Regions from separate parts of the Homo sapiens genome. Here region 1 is linked to region 2. The links are chromatin loops, found by intact Hi-C in ENCODE. Cell type or tissue: CD4-positive, alpha-beta T cell. All regions are shown on one strand. Links, peaks and the distances in the headings refer to the core of each region. The heading gives the core; the rest is flanking DNA.

Region 1 (8,929 bases), core at 559-8,558, 340 kb before region 2:
ACTAAAACCAAAATGACATAAACTACACCGTCATTAGAATGGCTAAAATTAAAAAGACTGATCACATCATATGCTTACACGGATGTAGAGGAAGTGAAGCTCTCACACCCAATTGATGGGCCCGTAAAATGGCACAGGCACATTGGAAAAATTTGGTAGTTTCTCAGAGTTAAAGACATACATCTATGATATGATTTACCCATTCCACTCCTAAGTATTTATCAAAGAGAAATGAAAGCACGTGTTCACACAAGGGCTTGTATACAAATGTTTATAACAGCTTTATGTGTAATAGTCCAAAACTAAAACATTTACAGATGTCCATTAACAGATGAATGGATAAATAAATTGTGGTATGGTCATACAAACAGCATACAATACTACTCCACAATAAAAAAGCAATAAAAAGGAACACATTATTGATATGTTCCACATGAATTAATCTCAAAATAATTATGCTGAGTGAAAGAAACCAGACCAAAAATTGTACACACTGTATGATTTTATTTACATAATAGTCTAGAAAATGCAAACTAATCGATAGCGACAGAAAGCAGGTAGTGTTTACCTGGGAACTGGGGGTGGGAAGGAGAAGGAGTGAAGGATGACCAAGAGGAACAAGGAAAATTTGAGGAGAAGGATGTGTTCACTATCTTTATTGTGATGATGGTTTCCCGGATGTATAAATGTGTCAAAAATTATCAAACTGTACACTTTAAACATGTGCAGTTTACTGTATGTCAATTATACCTCAACAAAGCTATTAATAATAATAATGAATATAATAATAAATTATAATCTTTGGTCAGACCAGATCCTTCCTTCTAAGTTTAGCCCTAACCAAGGTCCACTGGGGTAAATGGGCTACTGGTCAGGCTGATAATGACCAGAGGAAAACTCTTCCCTTTACTGAGTGCTTACTTTGTCCCTGGCTTAGTGCTGGGTGCTTTCATAGGCATTATCTTATTTAAGGTTCATAGCAAATGTATGTGGAAAGAAAAAGGGTCAGTGACTTACCTAAGGTCGAATAGCTTTTAAAAAGTGAAGAGCTCTTTACCATTCTGCAAAGGCCTTCACTTCTAGTCAATGCCAACAATGCAGTCAGTGTATAAAAAGCAAAGCCGGCCAGGCGCAGTGGCTCACACCTGTAATCCCAGCACTTTGGGAGGCCGAGGTGGGTGAATCACCTGAGGCAGGAGTTTGAGACCAGCCTCGCCAACATGGTGAAACCCCGTCTCTACTAAAAATACAAAAATTAGCCGGGTGCGGTGGCGGGCACCTGTAATCCCAGCTACTCAGGAGGCTGAGGCAAGAGAATTGCTTGAACACAGGAGGCGGAGGCTGCAGTGAGCCAAGATCACACCACTGCACTCCAGCCTGGGTGACAAGGGCGAAACTGTCCAAAAAAAAAAAAAAAAAAAAAAAGCACAGCCTTCTCATATGCCAAGACTTGCTTGGCAGGGCCTAGAGCAGAAAATTTAATTAAGGGCCTGGTTTTGGACATGATTTTCAATATTGTTCACTTCATAACAACACTGGAAAAATTAAGCTACTTTTGTTTTAGTCATTTTGAGAATCTTACCAATTACACCGACATGCACAAACAGCTGATGTAAAGCTATTTGAGTTCTCAAATAGCTACAGAATTTTTTTCACCAGTGCCTAATGAATCTTCCTAAAAATACTTCTTTCCTCTAAATCCTGACCCAGTTCCCTACTGTTCACAAAAGAAATCCCCAAACCGAACATTCATGGAAAACCCAAGCTATGAAGTTAGAGTTATTTCTTACTAGTACCTTCTACTTGGTGAACACATTATAGTTTTCTAAAATCTTCCTTATAATTATCTTTTTATAATTCTCACAAAAGAACAAGAATTAGAATCCCCATTTAGCCACTAATTAAATAAGACTGACAGTAAAAAGTGTTGTAAGGACGTGAAGAATTGCAACCCTCACACACTGAGTGTGGGAATGTAAAATGTTGCAGTTGCTTTGGAAAACAGTTTGGCAGTTCCCCAAAAACTTAAACATAGAATTACCAAATGACCCAGCAATGTCCACACAAAAACGTGTACCTGAATGTTAATAGCAGCATTATTCATAATTGCCAAAAGATGGAAATAACCCAAATACCCATCAATTGGTAAACAGATAAACAAAATGTAGTATATCCATAACATGGAATACTACTTGGCCGTAAAAAGGAATGACATAATATATATTACAACCTAAAAACACTTTGCTAAGTGAAAGAAGCCAGGCACACAGGGTCACATATCGTATAATTCCATTTCTATGAAAAGTCCAGAATAGGCAAATTCACAGAGGCAGAAAGCAGATTAGTGATTGCCAGGAGCTGCAGGGATGGGAGTGGGAATGAGGAGTGACTGCCAATGGATACAGATTTCCTTTTGGATTGATGAAAATATTCTAAAATTGATTGTGGGGATGGTTGCCCAACTGTTAATATACTGTCAACGCTGAATCATATACTTCAAAAGGGTGGGTTTTGTGATATGTGAATTATAACTCAATTTTTAAAAAAGAATCCTCATTTAGCAGATGAAAAAACTGAGAACAGGAGAGGTTAACTGTCCTGCCTAGATTTCCTGCCTCTAGCTTTGTCAACTATTCTGAAACCCAAAATGTTTGGAGAGGACTTAGGTTAAATTCTCCTTTTCTATCCGGGCTGTTTCTTGTCTGTCCCAGAGCTCACCATGCTAATTCTTGAGCACAGACTGTGCTCAGCACTGTATCAGGAACTCGAGATGTATGACTCCACACCTCCTCCCTATGAGATAGGACTATAGTTTTTCTTCTGTCATTTTAAATAAAAGAATCTGAGACTCAAAGAACTTAAGAGACTCACCCAAGGTTACACAATAGTAAGAGGTAAGGAGGCTAGAGTTGAGTCTCCGCTCTTCCACTTCCCCGCCCCCAACACATATTTTTATCCCACTCATCAGAACACCTTTTACCTCTCTTACACATATCCACAGCAGACTCACCTTTCCACGAGACTCACTTGTTTCTCAACTGTAACTGGAGGAACAGACTCCAATGGCATGGTGGAGACACTGGGTAATCAGATGTACAGTCTGATCCCTCAGCACCAGTGGGGGATTGGTTCCAGGATTCCCATAGATACCAAAATCTGGGGATGCTCAAGTACCTAATACAAAACGGCATAGTATTTGCACATAACCTATGCACATCCTTCTGTATACTATTTATTTATTTATTGAGACAAAGTCTCACTCTGTCGCCCAGTCTGGAGTGTACTGGCACTATCTCAGCTCACTGTAACCTCCGCCTCCCAGGTTCAAGTGATTCTCCTGCCTCAGCCACCTTAGTAGCTGAGATTATAAGTGTGCACCACCACACCCAGCTAATTTTTGTATTTTTAGTAGCGACAGGTTTCGCCATGTTGGCCAGGGTGGTCTTGAACTCCTGGCCTCAAATGATCCGCCCGCCTGGGCCTCCCAAAGTGCTGGGATTACAGGCATGAGGCACTGCCTCAGCCCCTCCTGTATATTTTAAATCAAGAATGTCCAACCTGTGGCCCAGGATGGCTTTGAATACAGCCCAACAAAAATTCATAAACTTTCTTAAAACATTGAGGGTTTTTTTTGTGATTTTTATTTTTACCTCAACAGCTATAATTAGTGTTAGTGTATTTTATGTGTGGCCCAAGACAATTCTTCTTCCAAAGTGGCCCAGGGAAGCCAAAAGATTGGACATCCCTGCTTTAAATCATCTGTACATTATTTATAATACCTAATACAATGTAAAGCTATGTAAATAATTGATATATTTTATTATTTTTAAATATGTCAACTTTTTACTTTTTTGAGACAGGGTCTCACTCTGTTGCCCTGGCTGGAGTGCAGTGGTGTAATCACAGACCTTCTAGGCTTAAGGGATCCTCCCACCTCAGCCTCCTGAGTAACTGGGACCACAGGCATGCACCATTATACTCAGCTACTTTATTATTATTATTATTATTATTATTATTATTATTATTTTGTAGAGACAGGGTCTCCCTATATTGCCCAGGCTAATTGCGAACTCCTGAGGTCCTCCTGCCTTGGCATCCTAAAGTGCTGGGATTACAGGCATGATCCATTTTTATTGTTGTATTGTTATTTTTTGTTTTTAAAAATAACCAATCCATAGTTGATTGAATTCATAGATGATACAGAGAGCCCACTGTACTGATTTTTCTAAAAATCAGCCTGATATATTTTAACATTTCCAGTTCCTATGTTGAAACAAAAGGGAGAAAACACTGTTTTCCTTACATTGGATGCACTTCAGAAATGACCGTTCCCAAAACATACTGTTTCCCTGAAGAACAAACTTGCTGTCCCATTTAAAGGACAGCCCTGGCTATCCAGCTGTTTAAGCTGAGAAACTTGGGCATGTATAGAAGCCATGACCCTATGGAGAGTTGGATGCAGGGAAGGTACAGTTTTTCAAAGGCCTCCCAGCAGAGTTCAAGGTGTGGTTAGGGCCAAAGTCCAGTGCATAGGCCCCTGGTGCAAGTGTGCAGGGCGAAGCCTTTTCTGATCCCCATATGTGGAAGTCACCCCTCACTCCTTTGAATCCCGTTCCCTGCCTCCCCAAATGAGACAGACTTCTACTATCATATATGGGATGATTCTGAGTATTTTCCCACATAGTCACCCTTCTCGCCAACCAGACATAAGGTTCTGGAGGGCAGAGCCCATGCCTTGCTGTGGCATGGCATGTACTGTGGCAGACACAATTCCCAGCACACAGTAGGTCTTTATCACATGTGTGAATGCTCACTGGATTTTAGACTAAATAAAAGAGAAACCAGATATTTTTAGCCTTGGAAGAAAAATCTTATCACTTTATAATACTCAATTGAACTTTGCAGAGTTTCCCTTTTATTCTGAAAATACATGAATATATTTCCCAAACTTAATTCTGAGACATGTTGCAGCAATATTTCATGAAAGTTAAGGGAAGCCATGGTATTGGAACAAGGGAGGGGAAATGAGGAACTTTGCTCTGACCTCTCCTTTCAAGGGGTGACTGCTTAAAATGGGAGATGGGTGGCAGCAGAGAGCCACTGCATATGACTAATGAGCACGTGGGAGTCTGGGGAGCTAGTGGGGCATTTTGCCTCTGACATCTGAAGGTTGGCACAAAAAGGCACAGGCCAATGGGAAATTGGTGTGAGGGCATTAGGGTGGGCGGAGGCAGGCTCTCAGCCACTTTGCCCCAGGACAGGGTTAGGGTTGGAGACACTAAAATGCAAGGCAAGTTATGAAGACAAAGGCAAGTCCTGCAGGATGAAGATGAGACCAGAAGCCAAACTAACTAGCAGCAGAACACGCTAAGAGCCTGACCTGAGGTCGCTCCAATTTTCCTAAGTAACAGGGTGAGTCCCAGTATCTGGGAACCAGTGACTTCAACTAGGAGGAGAGGAAGACTGTCCTTCAGGAAGAACAGAACTCAGCACTGTCACTGAGGCCCCTGAGTCTTCACCCAGAGTCATCTTGATTGTGCATTTAATCATCATGACAACCCTGGAATTGAGATGTTATCATCCTTCTTTTACTGAAGCTCAGACAAGTAGAGGAGCCTGTCCATGATTCAGCCCAAGGTCTGTCTGACTGCAAAGCCAAGGCCCATTGGTTCCTCTATATCTCATAAGTAGAGGCTATCATGTGTCAGAGATGTGGAAGGAAGATAGAGACTCACATGGAAGGTTGCTGTAGATAACCTACAAGGTAATCAATCTAAACCAAAGAGTTTTTGAGTCTTTAAAAAGGCAGAGAAGATCACTTGATGGAGGTGCTCAAATCCCAGGGATGGTGGGAGCTAGAAATCAAAGTGCTATACCTGGGGTTCTTGGAGCCTGCCTCCTTTTTAAGGCTAATATGGCAGCACACCATAGACAACACAGAGTGCGCCTGGTACCTTGCTAGTAATACAAGTATTTGTTGAATTCGATGAAAGAAAGTAATAGCACCTGGAGAGGATGTGGAGCAATAGGAACACTTTAACACTGTTGGTGGGACTGTAAACTAGTTCAACCATTGTGGAAGACAGTGTGGCGATTCCTCAAGGATCTAGAACTAGAAATACCATTTGACCCAGCCATCCCATTACTGGGTATATACCCAAAGGATTATAAATCATGCTGCTATAAAGACACATGCACACGTATGTTTATTGCGGCACTATTCACAATAGCAAAGACTTGGAACCAACCCAAATGTCCATCAATGATAGACTGGATTAAGAAAATGTGGCCCATATACACCAGGGAATACTATGCAGCCATAAAAAAGGATGAGTTCATGTCCTTTGTAGGGACATGGATGAAGCTGGAAACCATCATTCTGAGCAAACTATCACAAGGACAAAAAACCAAACACCGCATGTTCTCACTCATAGGTGGGAATTGAACAATGAGAACACTTGGACACTGGGTGGGGAACATCACACACCAGGGTCTGTTGTGGGGTGGGGGGTGCGGGGAGGGATAGCATTAGGAGATATACCTAATGTAAATGACGAGTTAATGGGTGCAGCACACCAACATGGTGCATGTATACATATGTAACAAACCTGCATGTTGTGCACATGTACCCTAGAACTTAAAGTATAATAAAAAATAAATAAATAAAAATAAAGTAATAGCACCAATAGTAATATCACTTTGCATTCATATTGTTCAAAGCAAAAATAAATATCAAGTTGGTTTGAGCCTCAGACCATATCAAGACATACAGAAGGAAAGGAATTTAATTTTTAAAGTAGGTTATAAAGTTCAAAACAGAACAAAGCTCAAGTGAGTTTCCGACATAAAAATAGATAACATTTTAGATTTTGTTCCATAAAAGAATAATCAGATCAATACTTCAGTAAGCAGTTTCAGCTGTACTGACAAAAAATAACCAACACGGATTTCTGAAGTGGCTAGCGTAAATGGACTGTCATCTCTCTTATTGTGTTTGTATCAGGTACCAACTTTCCTTATCATGAAAGTTTTTAAGATGGAGAAGGTGGAATATATTCCCTCATTTTCTCAGTAATTTTATTGATAGTTCTTGAAAGAATAGCATTGATTAAAAGAAAAGATATTAGAGGGGAAGGACAGTTATAAATCTAAACTGTGGATTTGTAATTCCAAAGAAAATGTTCATTTTTCATCACCAAAGTCAACATAATTCCAGGAAATAAAATGTCATTGCTTATTTTTGTACTCAAAATTGCTAATATTACAGGCCAACCTTGACAACTTTGTAGCAACTTGACAACTTTAAAACCTGAGCAGTAACCCAGGTTTTAAAAAGAAAATCATTTCACCTTTACCTCCCCTCTTGAAGCAGATGAGAATCTCACTAAGATCCTGTAAATGTAATAATGTTAGTGCTTAAGAGATAGATGGAGAAGCATGTCTTTGAACAGCAGGGCTAACTCATCAGGCATGAGATTTCTGTTTCCATAAGTTATTCACTTACAGTGAGATTCCCAACTCAACACTCAACCCCACAAAGGAAACTGTCTCTGGTTAGCCAATCAACACAAAGCATCAAAATGGGCCCTTCAAATTGAATAAACCTCACTTCAATAAGGCCCAGGTACGTGAAATCAAACCATCTGGATGAAAGGTAAGTAATTTCTTCTGACATCTGGATGACTTGTCTATGTGCCAAAACTAGATGTTGTTCCAAATCTCGGTGACCAGGCCATGCTCGCTGGGTACCAAGACATGAGGGCATCATATATCGTGTCAAGGCCCACAAAAATAGATCTCTGCTGATGTTAGTGGCGTATTCACCAGATTCTGAGTGCTGGCAATCCAATTTCCAAGCATGCTTTGATGCCTGCATCTTCTTGATTCCTCACTGCCACAACGTGGTAGAGGCATGCATTAAACAGTGAATTCAAGGCACAGGTGGAGAATGAGAAAGTTAAGGCATGCTGCTTTAATACAATACTTTCAAAGATGTTTCTCCGTAGTAACAAATGCAACTGAGGAAATTGAGAAAAGTCCAACATTTTCTTGTTTGGCTTTAATACTGACTAGTCGCAATTGATGCGAAAGTTAATGTATCCAGAGAGAGGAAATGCCAGAGACATTTTAAAAGTATTGATGCCGTGTCAGTCTTTAAGTTTTTAGTATTCTTAAAAACTATAGGATGTGGTTGAGAACAACCGAAATACTGGATAATAACATGAAACAGTGGGAGAGGCCAGGCGCGATGGCTCACACCTGTAATCCCAGCACTTCAGGAGGCCGAGGCGGGCGGATCACAAGGTCAGGAGTTCGAGACCAGCCTGGCCAATATGGTGAAACCCCGTCTCTACTAAAAATATAAAAATTAGCTGGGCGTGATGGCGCGGGCCTGTAGTCCCAGCTACTCGGGAAGCTGAGGCAGAAGAATTGCTTGAACCCAGGAGGCGGAGCTTGCAATGAGCCGAGATCGCGCCACTGCACTCCGGCCTGGGCAACAGATCAAGACTCTGTCTCAAAAAAACAAAAAACAAACAAACAAACAAAAAAACAGTGGGAGAACTGCAACTTAACTATCTTTACTTCATTGCCCAAGGTCTGCTGAAAGAAAATAAAAACATAAATCAATTATCTCTGGATGTAAAAACCAAGACCTAGGAAGGAGAAGAGACTTGCTCAAGTCAGTAGCAGGGCTGGAACTGGAACCCAGACCTTCCTGGGTGCTAACTCAGACCTTTGTAATCCATGCTGCATCCCTAAGTCAGCAAGGAGCAAGCCCTCTTAATAAGGTTGCATTAATTCTAGTGCATATCTCATAAAAATTTATAGAGCTATCAATGTCTGCAATAAAAAGCTCAGCTAGATTTCCATTTAATGAAAATATTAAACACACCGTTTCAGAGAACATTGTTTATTTGCAATATCTCTT
Region 2 (8,929 bases), core at 525-8,524:
ATTTTGCACACTGATAAGTAACTTGCTTCTTTCGCCTACCAAAAAGCCTCTGCCGTCTTCCTTTGGCCATCTGGGAGAAGGCTGTCCCGGGTAGTGCTCCTCAGCAGCACCTTAGGGGACAGTCTCTGAAGTCGTACTGTATGGGTTCAAATCCTGGTTCTACCACTTACCAGCTGCATGATTCTAGGCAATTGCTTAACCTCTCTCCTCCCAGCTGGCTCATCTGGGAAGTGAGTACCAATCTCACAACTTTCTACAAGGATTAAATAAATTAATGTACACAAAACACTTGGAACAGTGCCTGGTACAGAGAAAATGCTAGATACCTTGGTTTCGTTAACAGGCTTGTGGTATTCCCAACTATGAATGGATCATCATTTATATCTACACGGACATAGACACTGCTTCCAGCTTTTCACTGGTAGTTATCACTTCAGTTAACATCTTTGTGTGTGCCCCCTTGTGTGTGAGTGTCTAGAGGATAAATTCATGGGGATTGAGTTGGTTGTGCCAGTTTTCCCTTTTTCTGTTGCCTCACACCCACACGAACACCAGGTTCCTATAAAATACTTTCAAATTGTAATCAGTAATGCTGTCAACATTGTTGCATATATTGTGGTCTAGTAAGCAGTGTCTGTTCTTCCTTTCTTTTGATAAATACTTGCATTATTTGTTCATAAATATATTTCATGGTTGTTTACGAATGGCAAAGTGACAACTATCTTAGAGTTTCCTCTTTCAGGATGGCTTTTCACAGCTATATAGTGGTTGTTCAAAGGCCATTGTAAGAGCATCTGGGCTGGGCACTGTACTCCTAGCACTTTGGGAGGATGAGGCGGTGGATCACTTGAGGTCAGGAGTTCGAGACCAACCTGGCCAACATGGTGAAATCCTGTCTCTACTAAAAATACAAAAATTAGCCAGGCGTGGTGAGGGGGTGGGGGGCACCCATAATCTCGGCTACTTGGGAGGCAGGAGAATCGCTTGAGCCTGAGGGGCAGAGGTTGCAGTGAACCGAAATCACGCCACTGCACTCCAGCCTGGGTGACAGAGCAAGACTCCATCTCAAAAACAATAAGTAAATAAATAAGAGCATTTGGCCACATCTGGTACTGGAGACATGTAAGCTCAGAGGGCCCTGCTAGTAGACTTTCCTGGCTCAGTATATGTTGGGGTGGAAATTACCTGCACTCCCTTTAGACAAGAAAAGCTGATTCAGAACCTGTCATACTTGGTATTAAGCTAATGGAGCCCACTCTATTTTCAGACAAACCCCAGTGTCTGAACCCTTGGATAATTTGCAGTGGAGTCATATGGACTCAGGGTGGCTTGCCAGGGGTCAGTCAGTACGTCAGAAAAAAATGAGATTGGTGACGTGGAGAGTATTATTAGCATTCAAGTGCTCAGTTCCAGCAGCAGGAGCGTACAGCATGAACAACCAACTTGGCCATTAGTCATCTTGAAATCACCTGAACGGATGACTCTTGATAAGATAGGAAAAAAACAACCATTGTACAACAGAGAAAATATGATTTTTAGGAAGGTAGAGAGGAACTAGTGTTTGGGTTCACTTGTTTGGGGGTTGTTTCTCGCTGTTCCCCTTCCTCTGTGCTAGAAAGAATGGAAAGAAGAAAGTGATAAGTGAATAAATATAGAAAAATACAAAATATTCATAGAATTATGAAATCCTCTTCTCAAAAATAAAAGATTTCAGAAGTCATCCAGGTTAGTCCCTTCTTGTACAAGTGAGACAACTAGGTCTCTGAGAAGGAAAATGATCTGATCCCAGTCACCTGTGCAGGGAATCCAAGCAAGTCAATTACGTTCATTCAGCCCCAAGTCTCTTGCGTGCTCCGGGCCCTATTCTGGGGGTTAGAAACACAGGGAAAAACAAAGCAAGGCCCCAGACAGGCTTCTCTTTAGGTTGGGCAGAGGTCTGAGGTATAGAGAGAATAATGATGCAAGGCAAGGACTGGGAGAAGAGCAGGGAACAGAACAAGAAGCTTATGGGTGGTTAAGTAAAGACCAAAAATGAAGGCTTTAACTGCTGCAGAGTCTGAAGCTCCCACAACAAGATACGCAGGTAGGCTTGGTTCCATTTAACAGACCAGGAAAGTGGGAACCCTCTGGAAGCTGGAATATTCCCACCCAATTGTTGCAGAATGAAATTGTCATTTACCAAAAGTCCAGTAGTTTGCCTCCCTGCCTCAGGCATTGTGGGGGTTCAAAGAGTGATGAAGACACTGCACTTCTGAAAATCACAGGGCAGCAAAAGCCTCAAGAAGCTAAATGATTACATAGAGTCCGTGGAGCTGTGATAAGCGCACGAACACTCCAACTTCTGAGTCCTTTAAGATTTACACACACAAACACACACATCCCACACACACACCAATCAAGCAGGGTGTGCTTAATTATATAAACACAAAAGAGTTGGATGAAATAAGAAAACAGGTGAGTTTTGGATTTTTTATACACTTATCCGATGAAGCCTTACAGCAAAGTTGCAGCGATGAGACGTTTTAAGAGAAAAGATTTCCATCCTTTGTGGAGAGAATATTACATCTGAAGCAGTCCCCAGGGCCGTGTGAATTAGAGACGCTCCTGAATAAGAATGAGAGCTCCATGTTCATGCTGTCTTCCCCCCAGCCTGCCCCCAGCACTCTAATTATAGAGTAGTGGGAAGATTGTCTCTCTTGTTCTCTGAAAATGACTTGCAAACAAGCCAAATCATCTTAACAGGTGAAGCCCCTAGAACTGGTTGCTGCCCTGTGTGTGTGGTGATCAGACTTGCTGGAAGATTTTTCTGACTTGGAAATGAACTGATTTGAAAGTCGTATAAAATGCAACTGTGCTTGCTTATACATTGACTGAATCATCTGTGCTGACGAGAACATAATGACACAGTCACGACTCTCTGAGATGTGTGCCTCTGGCACTCTCCGCAAAAGATGGAACGGACCACTGGGAAAAGACTTCCTTTGAAGCATTTGAAATCCTCTATCCTCCCACCCCCCACCCATTGTAGTCCCGCCCTGTTCTCCAGTAGAAATGTTGTTGCTCCTCCAAATGCAGTCATTCTGTGTGCCAATTATTCCTAACATGGTTTCTATGTTCACATTTTCTCAGGATTAAAAACGTGTCCGAGAAAAGCAGAGGTTTTTAATCCATGGCCACGATCTGTTCAGCAGCAGCAGACCCCCTGAATGCCACATTTCGTGCATCTGCAGTTTTCTGATTCTCAACAGAGTTCACAATTCCCAAATGCTTAAAAGTTCATCTTTAAGTGATCTGAGAAGGTACCTGAGGGACCAGTGGCCTGTTATTTTGGGCAGAAGCCCAGGAGGGGTTAGCAGCCAAGTTTAGTCACACCTGAAAACGTTTGAACAGCCCCCAATCTACATCAGGGCACCCCCAATGATGCAAATGGAAAATAACTGAGCAAATGAGTCCACTAGTTAAACAACAGCACCCCCAGCGTGTAGAACGGCGCAAGCAATGCAAAGAGGAATTCCGCCGCAGGCAGTTAGGATGGATGGCTGGGGATGCTGGAGCCCCGGAAAAGTACTGGTTTCCAGCCAGCACTAGCAGTGATTCACCATGAGGTGACCAATGATGCCTAACTTCTACCAACCTCCCAGCGTATATTCAAGGGCTTTCTGCTGCATATTGGAGTCGGGAGAACTCTAGACCAGAAATCAGAACTCTGGAATTCAAGTACTGGCTCTGCCTTTAACTAGCCCTGTGATTCCGGGCAAATCACTTCACTCCTTAGGGCCTTTATTCTAATGTAAAGCATTGCTTCCAAGCCTTAATGGATATCCCTTAGTTTTCTTATTCTGACATCTATCCACTCCTTTATTTTTTTTTCATGTTTCCATAAATGTTTCTTGAGTCACTAATATATGCCAGTAATTAGGTGCCCAAGACCCTGGTTACCGTCTCCATGCTCATGCTGAATTTATGGATTCAAATTTTTCTCCTTATCCTCTTTCCAGACAGGAGAGGTCTAATTAGGCTAACTCCTTGCATACGAAAAATTCCAAGGCCAGGTGAGGTGGCTCATGCCTGTAATCCTAACACTTGGGGAGGCCAATGTGGGAGGATCACTTGAGTGCAGGAGTTTGAGACCAGCCTGGGTAACATAGTAAGACACTGTCTCTACAAAAGATTAAAAAAAAAAAAATAGCTGGGCATGGTGGCGCACGCCTGTAGTCCCAGCTACTTGGGAAGCTGAAGTAGGAGGATCACTTGAGCCTGGGAAGTTGAGAACACAGTGACAGCACCACTGCACTCCAGCCTAGGTGACAGAGTGAGACCCTGTCTCAAAAAAAAAAAAAAAAAAAAAAAATTCCAGCCCCCATCACTACCCCTGCTCTCCCTGTGCTCTTGCTAGACATTGTCATACCTACCTGCCTCAATATACAAATGAAGAGGCCAAGATCCGGATACAGGTAGAGACTTGTCCCAGGATGATCCAGTGGGTCACTTCTCACAGTTCCTGGGTGCACCCCCAGAGAAGCTTTGAAGCACATGGAATTGTTGGGGAATCCATTTCTCTGATTTTAAATCTGTATAATGGACCTTAGAGAAACTTTCAGCCTGAAGAGGAATACCCAGTGACCCAGACCTCCTTCCTCAGCGACCACTGGCGAAGAGGAAATAAAATAGGTTAGCCCTGGTGCTAGGAGGTATCCCGGGAAGCCAGGCTGAATCATTCTGAGAGTGGGGATAGGAGCGGAAAGAAATTTGGCCTTTGAAATGGATAGGTCTGGTACTGCAGAGATGGGGGAACAGGCCACCTGGGGCCCTGTGGCAGGGCAAGCCCGGGCTGCAACTAAAGAACTAAGATCCAGCAAGATTCCATCTTAGAGCTGGTGCAAACTGAGGCAATCGGTAAGGGAGAGTATGTCATTCTCAGTGAAAGAGCGCCCTCTAGTGTCCGTAAGAGACCTTGGCACCACTGAAGAATTTGGAAAGAATAAGAAGTACACAATCTCAGTAACCAGATGAGACTCAACTTGCTACCTTTCCTTGATTGTAGCCAAATTTTTCCTCCAACACATAGATACTTTCAAGTAATGAAAAGCAATTAGTCATGAGGTGAATTTGTGGATTTCCAGGAATTATAAGCATAGGTCTGAGTCTGAAGCCTGAAGGAGCACAGACAGCACCCATGGGCCAAACCTATGCTCTGGAATATTCTTCATGGTGTAGGTGTCTTGCACACGTGTGCATGTCATTTTTCTTTACAATGTAATTTTTAATATTTTTTTAGAAAATTGATTTATACTTATTTCAAAAAGCTTGGAAAACATAAAAGTAAATCTCTGGCCTTGAAGAAGTAACAGAATCTGGAATTACTCTTCCACCATAAGCAACTGGAAGTTGGATACAACATACGAAAGAACTAATTTTAGGCACTAGACAAGAGGCAACACGCATGGCATCACAGATAAAGAAAGAAATGAGGTAAGCCCAAACCTTGGAGCATGGAGGAGTGACTCAAGCAGAGCAAAGAAGTTTCCCTGAGTTGAAGAATTGGAGATTAAAGTTCAAGGAGGCTGAAGTAGCTAAAATGTGCGGGACAGAGTACCAGAGATGAGGCAACTGCATGGAGAAAGAACTCCAGAAATCTGACATGGGCTCTCCTTAGGTCTTTACTGAGTACTAGAGTGAGCAAAGAACAACTGGGAAGTTTTAAAAGAACTATGCTCAGAACTCACACAAGACTAGCAGACATTCAAACTCTGGCCCAGAGGAGTAAAGAATCCTCAGTAGTTATCTATGTCATTCAATGGAGACCCCAGAGGGATCATACATTAGTAATAAATCTGAGGTATCCCCAGAGAAAAGGCTACTCTGGACCTCCTCCAGCAAAGCTTAAAAACAAAACTTAAAGAGACAAAACAGAGTGACAGACAACTTGCTTCTCTGTCAAAACAAAGTCCCACAGTCTTTGAAGAAGATAAAATCCACTCAATGATGTAACATTGACAGTGTCCAGAATCCAATCAAAAAATTGTCAGATACACTAAGAAGCAATAAAATGTGAGCCAAATGGAACTTCCAGTGCAGAAAAATATAGTACCTGAAATGAAAATTGCACTGGATAGGAGTAACACTAATTAGACTTTACAGAAGAAAAGGTTAGTAAACTTCAAAACATAACAATTAAATCTATATGAAATGAAGATTGAAAATAATAAACAGAATCTCAGTGATCTAGGGGACTCAGAAGGGGGTGCAGAAAAAATATTCAAAGAAATAATGGCCAAAATTTTTCAAAATTTACTGTAAGCTATAAACCCACAGATCAAAAGCTCAACAAACTCCAAGAAGACTAAACATGTAGAAAACCACAAGGCACATAAAAATTAAATTGTTGAAAAGGAATAAAGCTGGAGACATCACACTATGACTTCAAAATACACTACAAAGCTATAGTAACAAAAACTGCATAGTACTGGCATAAAAACAGACACATAGACCAATAGAACAGAACCCAGAAATAAATTCATGTACTTACATCCAACTGATTTTCAACAAAGATGCCAAGAACATTCAATAGGAAAATGATGTCTCTTCAATGAATGGTGCTGAGAAAACTGGCTATCTGTATGCAGAAAAATGAAACTAGACCCCTATATCTCACCACATAAAAAAATCAAAATAGATTAAATACTTAAATGTAAAGCCTGAAACTATGAAACTACCAGAAGAAAACATTGGAGAAATACTTCAGGACATTGGTCTGGGCAAAGATTTTGGGGTAAGACCTCAAAAACACAGGTAACAAAAACAAAAATAAACAAATGGGGCTTAAACTAAAAAAGTTCTGAACAGCAAATGAAAGTAGAGACAACCTGTTGAATGGGATAAAATATTTTCAAAATATGCACCTGATATGGGAATAATAATGTCCAGAAAGTACAAGGAACTCAAATCAACAGGAAACAAACAAACAAACAAACAAGTAATCCATTAAAAAGTGGTCAAAGGACATGAATAGATATTTCTCAGAAGAAGATATACAAATGGACAACAGATATATGAAAAATGCTCAACATCACTAATCATCAGAAGAAATGCGAATCAAAACCGTCATGAGATGTCATCTTACCCCATTCTTAATAGCTACTATTAAAAAGACAAAAAATAACAGACATCGGAGAGAATGTGGAAAAAGGGGAACTTGTATACATTGTTGCTGGGAATGTAAACTAAAACAGCCACTATGGAAAACATTATGAAGGCTTCTCGAAAAATGAAAAATAGAATTACTATTTTGATCCAGCAATCCCACTACTGGGTATTTACCCAAAGGAAAAGAAATTAATATATCAAAGGGATTGCAGCACTATTCACAAGAGCAAAGACATGGAATCAACCTAAATGTCCACTAATGAATAAATGGATAAAGAAAATGTGGTACATATACACAATAGAATACTATTTGGCTATAAAAAGAATGAAATCTTCTCATTTGTAGCATCATGGATGGAACTGGAGGTCATTATCTTAAGTGAAATAACCCAGGGACAATAAGACAAATATCACATCTGGGAGCTAACTTTGATCATATGGAGGTGGAGAGTGGAAAGAGGGATAACAGAGACTGGTAAGGGTGAGTCGGGGGAGAAGGGAGGCTGAAGAAAAGTAGGTGGCTGTGTCCCCACCCAAAATCTCATCTTGAATTTTAATCCACACATGTCAAGGAGGGACCAGGTGGAGGTAATCAGATCATGGAGGAGGTTTCCCCCATGCTGTTCTCGTGATAGTGAGTGAGTCTCACGAGATCTGATGGTTTTATAAGAGTCTGGCCTTACCCCTGCTTGCACTCACTCCATCCTGCTGCCCTGTGAAGAAGGCGCCTGCTTTTCCTTTGCCTTCTGTCATGATTGTAACTTTCCGGAGGCCTCCCCGGCCATGCTGAACTGTGAGTCAATTAAACCTGTTTCCTTTATAAATTACCCAGTGTTGGGTATTTCTTCACAGCGGCATGAGGACAGACTAATACAGTGACAATACTTCATGAAAATGTCGCACCCTAAATTACATCCTAAGTACCCTGACTTGATCACTACACATTATATACATGTAACAAAGTTTCACATTTACTGCATAAACTTATAAAAAAAAAAGAAATCAATTTGATGAAAACCAATGGTAAAGAGAAAAATATATCTATTTAAATCCAGAGGAGAGAAACACTTTATTTGTACAGCAAAGTTAACTCAATTTGGATCTTCAACATAAATGTGAAAGCTAAAACTATAAAACTTCTAGAATAAAATATAGAAGATCATTGTGATGATTGGGTTGGCATAGATTATTTTTATATACAAGACAAAAAACACAAATCATCCAAATAAAAGTGCACTGTACTTTGTTAATATTTTAAAACTTCTGCTTTTTGAAAGATTCCATTGAGCAGGGGGAAGCAAGCCACAGAATGGGGCTAAACATTTGTAATACACATATCTAACAAAGAACTAGAATATATAAAGAATCCTTGTAACTCAATAAAAATAAGATAAACAACAGCGTTTTTTAAATGAGGAAAATATTTGAACAGTCACTCACCAAAATATACATGCAAATGTCCAATTCACGCATGAAAAGCTGGCCAACATAGTCATAAAATAAATTAAAATTAAAGCCTCAAGATGCCATTACCCACCCACTAAAAAAGCTAATTTTTTTAGGTTGATAATATCAAGTATTGGCAAGAATTTAGAGCAACTTGCAACTTTCATGCATTGCTGTTGGGAAAACAAAACCATGCAAACACATCAAAAGCTAAACATACACCTGCCATGCTACTGAGCATTTCCACTTTTAGCTACTTACTTCAGACATGGAAACATATGTCCACACAAAGACCCCTGCATCAATGTTCATAGCAGTTTAGCCATAAGAGCCAAAA

Evidence for each region. A loop is a pair of places that touch in the nucleus more often than their neighbours do. Peaks named below come from ENCODE experiments on the same cell type or tissue, not always from the same donor. Only the 100,000 strongest peaks of a DNase experiment are listed, where the experiment ranks them.
Region 1: it touches region 2 in a loop (23-fold over the local background); 12 of 110 quality-filtered maps call a loop at or near these places.

What each region holds. Positions count from the first base shown.
Region 1 is chrX:151,485,077-151,494,005 of GRCh38, reverse strand. No RefSeq gene overlaps it. Among named protein-coding and RNA genes, the nearest start is that of PASD1, 74 kb to the left of the region's middle. In CD4-positive, alpha-beta T cell, for the core only: no CTCF peak of the experiment used is centred there; a DNase peak (open chromatin) is centred at 5,105.
Region 2 is chrX:151,147,861-151,156,789 of GRCh38, reverse strand. No RefSeq gene overlaps it. Among named protein-coding and RNA genes, the nearest start is that of MIR4330, 16 kb to the left of the region's middle. In CD4-positive, alpha-beta T cell, for the core only: CTCF peaks have their summits at 4,761 and 4,961 (motif pointing left); a DNase peak (open chromatin) is centred at 4,929; H3K27me3 peaks cover 190 bases.